Regions from separate parts of the Homo sapiens genome. Here region 2 is linked to region 1. Evidence: read pairs that join two places in POLR2A ChIA-PET (ENCODE). Cell type or tissue: IMR-90. All regions are shown on one strand. Links, peaks and the distances in the headings refer to the core of each region. The heading gives the core; the rest is flanking DNA.

Region 1 (2,912 bases), core at 293-2,792:
GAGAGAATCACTTGAACCCAGGAGGCGGAGGTTGCAGTGAGCCGAGATCATGCCACTGCACTCCAGCCTGGGCAACAGAGGGAGACTCTGTCTCAAACAAACAAAACAACAAGAACAACAACAACAAAAAAACTAGTGATACCACCTGCCTTGGCAGGATAAAGGTCCCAGTGCTTGTCTTGGCACCCAAGGAGCAGTCGAGCCCCCTTTGCTGGCCTCCTTGCCTTCCTCTGGAACCTCTGCTTCAGTGACAGAGCCAGGGCTCATTCACAGCTATGTTCTCAGTGCCTGCCTGACCCACAGAAGTGTTTTGTTGTTTTTTTTTTTGAGACGGAGTCTGGCTCTGTCACCCAGGCTGGAGTGCAGTGGTGCAGTCTTGGCTCACTGAAGCCTCCACCTTCTGGGTTCAAGCGATCCTCCCACCCTAGCCTCCCAAGTAGCTGGGATTACAGGCACGCACCACCATGCCCAGTTAATTTTTATATTTTTAGTAGAGACAAGGTTTCACCATGTTGGCCAGGCTGGTCTCGAACTCCTGACCTCAGATGATCTGCCTGCCTTGGCCTCTCAAAGTGCTGGGATTACAAGCACAGTGAGCCACTGTGCCCGACCAGAAGTGGGTTCCTTCCATGCGCCATTCCCTCCAGGTGCTGGGGACAGAGGGGTGAACTGGTGAATTTCCTGCCCTTGTAAAATTTGCGTCTAGTGAGGACGATAGACAAATAAATATACAGCAAAATACTGGGCAGCGATAAAGTCTATGAAACAAGGGTAATTGTGATAGAGAAATATTATTTTGAAGGGGGTAGTGAGGGTGGCACTTGAACAGAGACCTCAGTTCGTGACAGAGATTACCCTGAAAGGAGCTGAGAGAGCATTCCCGGCAGAGGGAACAGCAAGTACCAAGGCCCTGAGGTGGGAACAGCTTTGACACTTGGGGAACAGCAAGGAGGAGGCTACAGGGCATTGAGTGATGGGGAGGGGTGGGGATGAGTGGAGAGGCAGCGGGCTGGCTCAGCAGGGCCTTGCAGAGGCCATAGTAAGGACTCTGTTTGCCTTGCTTGCCCTTCCTGTTTTCTCTCCCTTTCTCCCTCCTTTTCTCCCTCCCTCGCTTCCTTCCTTTCTTCCCCCTCCCTCTCCCCTCCCCTTCTCTCCCCTTCTCTTCTTTCCTTTCCTTCCTTCCTTTTCTACCTTCCCACTTGCCCTCCCTCCTTCTCTCTCTCTCTCTCTTTTTTTTTTTTTTGAGACAGGGTCTCACTCTGTCGCCCAGGCTGGAGTGCAGTGGTGCAATCATGGCTTACTGCAACCTTGACCTCCCAGGTCCAAGTGATCCTCCCACCTCAGCCTCCTGAGCAGCTGGGACTACAGGCATGCGCCACCACACCCAGCTAGGCTTTTATTTTTGGTAGAGACAGGGTCTCCTTATGTTGCCCAGGCTGGTCTCAAACTCCTGGGATCAAGTGATCCTCCCGCCTTTGCCTCCCAAAGTGCTGGGATGACAGGCATGAGCCGCTGCGCCCGGCCTGTGTTTTGTTCTGAGTGGAGTGGGGGCAGTGGTGTGCTCACACTGGCTTGCGAGAGCTGACTGTGCACATTCCTCTCCCTCTCCATGTTCAGCGATGTCACATGGTAGCTAGGAATTGGCCAAAATGGGAGTGTTTACACCACAGGAATTGGCAAATTCTTCAAGTGAGCTCCACCCACCAGCTGGTTTTAAACATTTACACTACTGGGAAGGTTTGAGATGGGGAGAGCTATGATTCGACTTCAACATGTTCGCATGTACGGGAGTGGAGAGGAGGAGAACGGCCAGTAGGAGGGCAAGCGCGAACACAGGAAGACCAGGGAGATCTGCAGGGAGGTTAGTGCACTAGTCCAGGAGGGAGGTGGTGTGGCTGGGCTGGGAGAGCAACAGCAATGGTACTAAGGTAGATTGTGAAGCTCTTCTTTTTTTTTTTTTTTTTTTGAGACGGAGTGTCTGTCACCAGGCTGGAGTGCAATGGCGCGATCTCGGCTCACTGCAGCCTCTGCCTCCTGGATTCAAGTGATTCTCCTGCCTCAGCCTCCCGAGGAGCTGAGATTACAGACATGCGCAACCACGCCTGGCTAATTTTTGTATTTATTAGTAGTGATGGGGGTTTCACCATGTTGGCCAGGCTGGTCATGAACTCCTGACCTCAGGTGATCCTCCTGTCTTGGCCTCCCGAAGTGCTGGAATTACAGGCGTGAGCCGCCGTGTCTGGCCTGATTGTGAATCTCTTCTGAAGGAGGATTTGCTGATGGACTGGATTTGGCTTTGTGAACAAAAAAGGAGTCACGATGCCCTGGTTTTTGGCCTGAACAACTTGCTGGATGGTGGGACGGGGCAATGGCGGGGAGAAGCAGAGGTTGTAGGTGTCTCTCCGGGGTTTGAAAGGCCCAGACAGACGAGTTCTTAGATGTCAGTATCCCAAGAGTAGAGGCCAAACATGGTGGGACCCTTGACTTGCATTCGGCACGGAGGTCCTGGCTGGAGAGAATTGTCAGTGGGTTGAAGGGACCAGGAGAAGGTGGCAGGAAGGGAGAAGGGGCCAAGGCCTGAGCCCTGGGACTCGCCGGCATTTAGAGGAAGGGAGACTGGGAACTATGAGCCGGAAGAGAGGAACTACATTGCGTCTCTCCTCCAGCTGGTATCTACATTTTTTATTTTTTCACACCAAGCACGAGAGGTGTGTGTACAAGACGCACAGTGGCGGCCTGTGGCTGTGCAGCGCCCTCTCCTCTGGCAACAGAACCTTCTTCCCAATGGAGAAGCCACGAGAAAGGGTTGAGGTGGGGCCGGTCAGCCCCCTACTCAGGGGTGGACACATGCCCAGACCTGGCCAATCACAGGGGCCCTGCTTTCCTGTGCACTGTGATTGGTTCTGGGATGA
Region 2 (2,912 bases), core at 191-2,690, 800 kb after region 1:
AGGACCGAGCAATCCTCCCACCTTGGCCTCCGGAGTAGCTGGGACCACAGACATGGGCTACCATGCTCCACTAATTTTTCTGTATTTTTTATGGAGAAAGGGTCTCACCATGTTGCCCAGGCTGGATCTGAACTCCTGGACTCAAACAATCTGCTCACCTTGGCCTCCCAAAGTGCTGGGATTATAGGCATGAGCCCATACACCACACCAAAAAAAAAAAAAAAATTATTTATTTAGAGACAGGGTCATTAGCAGGGTGTGGTGGGCTCCTGTAGTCCCAGCTACTCAGGAGGCTGAGGCAGGAGGATCACTTGAGCCCTGAAGACAGAGGTTGTTGTTAGCCAAGATCACACCACTGCACTCCAGCCTAGGCGATACAGCGAGACTCTGTCTCAAAAAATAAAATAAAATAAAAAATAAAAATAAATAAATAAACATAAAAAATAAAATAAAAAGAGACCATATCTCGGTATCTCTAAAATATATACATATATACTTCTTTTAGCGCGCACACACACACACACACACACACACACATATATGAATGATACATACACTGATTTGCCTCATTCAACATAAAATATCTTTTGAAACTTTGGGCTAATCTAACTTATTTTAATTGAATAACATTTTAAATATTTAACTTTAGCAGCAAATTAATGTCTTTTGGTAAAGTAAGTATCTCCATTTTGAGATCAAATACAGATATTGAGAACACTCCCCTGCTCCTGAGATGGGGTCTCGTTATGTTGCCCAGTCTGGACTCCTGGGCTCAAGCAATCCTCTTGCTTCAGTCTCCTAAGTAGCTGAGTCTAGGGGTATGTGCCACAGCACCTGGCAAGAATATGTATTTTAATATATTTAATAATTTTAGAGAAAGGCATACTAATATTAACGTATACCTAGTCTTTAAGCAAGGAATTTGGCAGAATTTGGCAAATAATAGTTCACACCATTTCCCAACTAAACTCAACTCTAACTGATCTGTCAAAAGCTCAACAAATCTATAAAAACTCAGTGCTTTCACCCACATACAGCATGAAGCTATGAATGCCCAAACAACCATGGGCATCATGAATGAGTCCTTGTTATGTAAAAGCCTAATTTTGTTTACATTGTATTGATGACTTTAATAAAAATAAAATTCAGCTTCTAGGGAAAAAACGCATATTGAGCCACAATGAGAAACAGTATACACTTTATAATATTTCTAGTTGGCAATACAAGTCCATTTAGAGAAAAGCTTTTGAGAGGACTGAAATATGCAAGGCTTCAACTACAACCTCACTGTTATCAACCAGGAGGAATCAATTAGAAGTCAGGCAAGCAGTGAGACTATTGCTCTAAAGGAACCATTATAAGCAGCCAAGCTCTTCCAGATGGCCCTGTCCTGTCTCCTCCGGCTCTCAAGAAATTGACTTTCTCTTTGAAAAGCCATTAAGAGCCACAACCTTCTGGAACGTTGTTCCCAGACTGTTCATAGTCTAAGTCTCCACTTTATCACCCTGGTGACTCAACAGATAAAACGTCTCAAATTCTAACACCGAAGATTCCCCACACTTGAGCTTCTGGTCCCCACAATGGTTGACACAAAATGAAAATGATTCCCCATGTAGCGCCTTTTGTGGCTACATTAGAAATGAGAACTTGGGGATGGGTGGTCGGTGATGAACACTCACAGGGGAAATGAAAGACACACTTGAGCTTTCTTTTGTCTTTTTTTTTTTTTGGCGATAGTTTCGCTCTTGTTACCCAGGCTGGAGTGCAGTGGCGTGATCTTGGCTCACTGCAGCCAACGCCTCCTGGGCTCAAGCGATTCTCCTGCCTCAGCCTCCCTAGTAGTTGGGATTATAGGTGCCTGCCACTGCACTCAGCTAATTTTTGTGTTTTTCGTAGAGATGGGGTTTCACCATCTTGGCCAGGCTGGTCTCGAACTCCTGGCCTCAGGTGATCCGCTCACCTCAGCCTCCCAAAGTGCTGGGATTACAGGCGTGAGCCACCGTGCCCGGCCCACACTTGAGCTTTCACCTCACCTTTTCAACATCCGCTTTTGTGACATTGATGTCAGCGTCCATTTTCTCAAAGTACTGCTGCGCCCTGTCCGCCTCTTTGCAATCGCGTTCAAATCGCCTTTTACTCTAAAATCAGAGGAAAATAATTATGAAACCATAAGAGTCCTACGAGAAGATGTAATTTTATCTAAAGCTCCCAAAGAGCATTGTTCTTTTTCTTTTTTTTTTCTTCAGTCAGGGTCTCACTTTGTCACCCAGGCTGGAGTGCAGTGGCGCCATCTTGGCTCACTGCAGCTTTGACCTTCCCGGCTCAGGTGATCCTCCCACCTCAGCCTCACTAGCTGCTGTGACTACAGGCATGCACCACCATGCCCAGCTAATTTTTGCATTTTTTTGTAGAGACTAGGTTTTGTCATGTTGCCCATGCTGGTCTTGAGCTTCTGAGCTCAAGCAATCCTCCCGCCTCTGCCTCCCAAATTGCTGGGATTACAGGCGTGAGCCAATGTGTCTGGCCCAAGAATACTCTTCTCTGAATTGATTTCTTATATGTCATAATTTCTAGAAGTTATTTTAAAATCTGCATTTATTTCCATCAAAACTGTCTAATCTTTATTATTTCCACGTGACTTTTAGAAAAATACTCAACTTGAGCTCTTTTGGCTCAACTTTAGATAATGGTTCTAGAAACAAATTAAATGAGAAAAATCTATAAAGATGTTTCATTAGTGTTTTTATGTGCATGTTTTTTACTTTCTGATTGACTCAAGCTTAAATTAAATTGAAACTGGAAAATCTATAAAGACATTTCCTAGGCTGGGTGCAGTGGCTCACGCCTGTAATCCCAGAACTTTGGGAGGCCGAGGTGGGCGAATCACTTCAGGGCAGGAGTTCAAGACCACC

What was found. ChIA-PET counts read pairs that join two places held together with the same protein. Peaks named below come from ENCODE experiments on the same cell type or tissue, not always from the same donor. Only the 100,000 strongest peaks of a DNase experiment are listed, where the experiment ranks them.
Region 2: POLR2A ChIA-PET joins it to region 1 with 20 read pairs; 2 of 35 experiments call an interaction of 5 or more read pairs at or near these places.

What each region holds. Positions count from the first base shown.
Region 1 is chr9:129,159,829-129,162,740 of GRCh38, forward strand. No RefSeq gene overlaps it. Among named protein-coding and RNA genes, the nearest start is that of IER5L, 17 kb to the right of the region's middle. In IMR-90, for the core only: no CTCF peak of the experiment used is centred there; a DNase peak (open chromatin) is centred at 1,663.
Region 2 is chr9:129,955,327-129,958,238 of GRCh38, forward strand. It overlaps FNBP1 (formin binding protein 1), which reads right to left. Exons shown (of 17, transcript NM_015033.3): 6 at 2,034-2,138. Among named protein-coding and RNA genes, the nearest start is that of FNBP1, 86 kb to the right of the region's middle. In IMR-90, for the core only: no CTCF peak of the experiment used is centred there; no DNase peak of the experiment used is centred there; H3K27ac peaks cover 60 bases.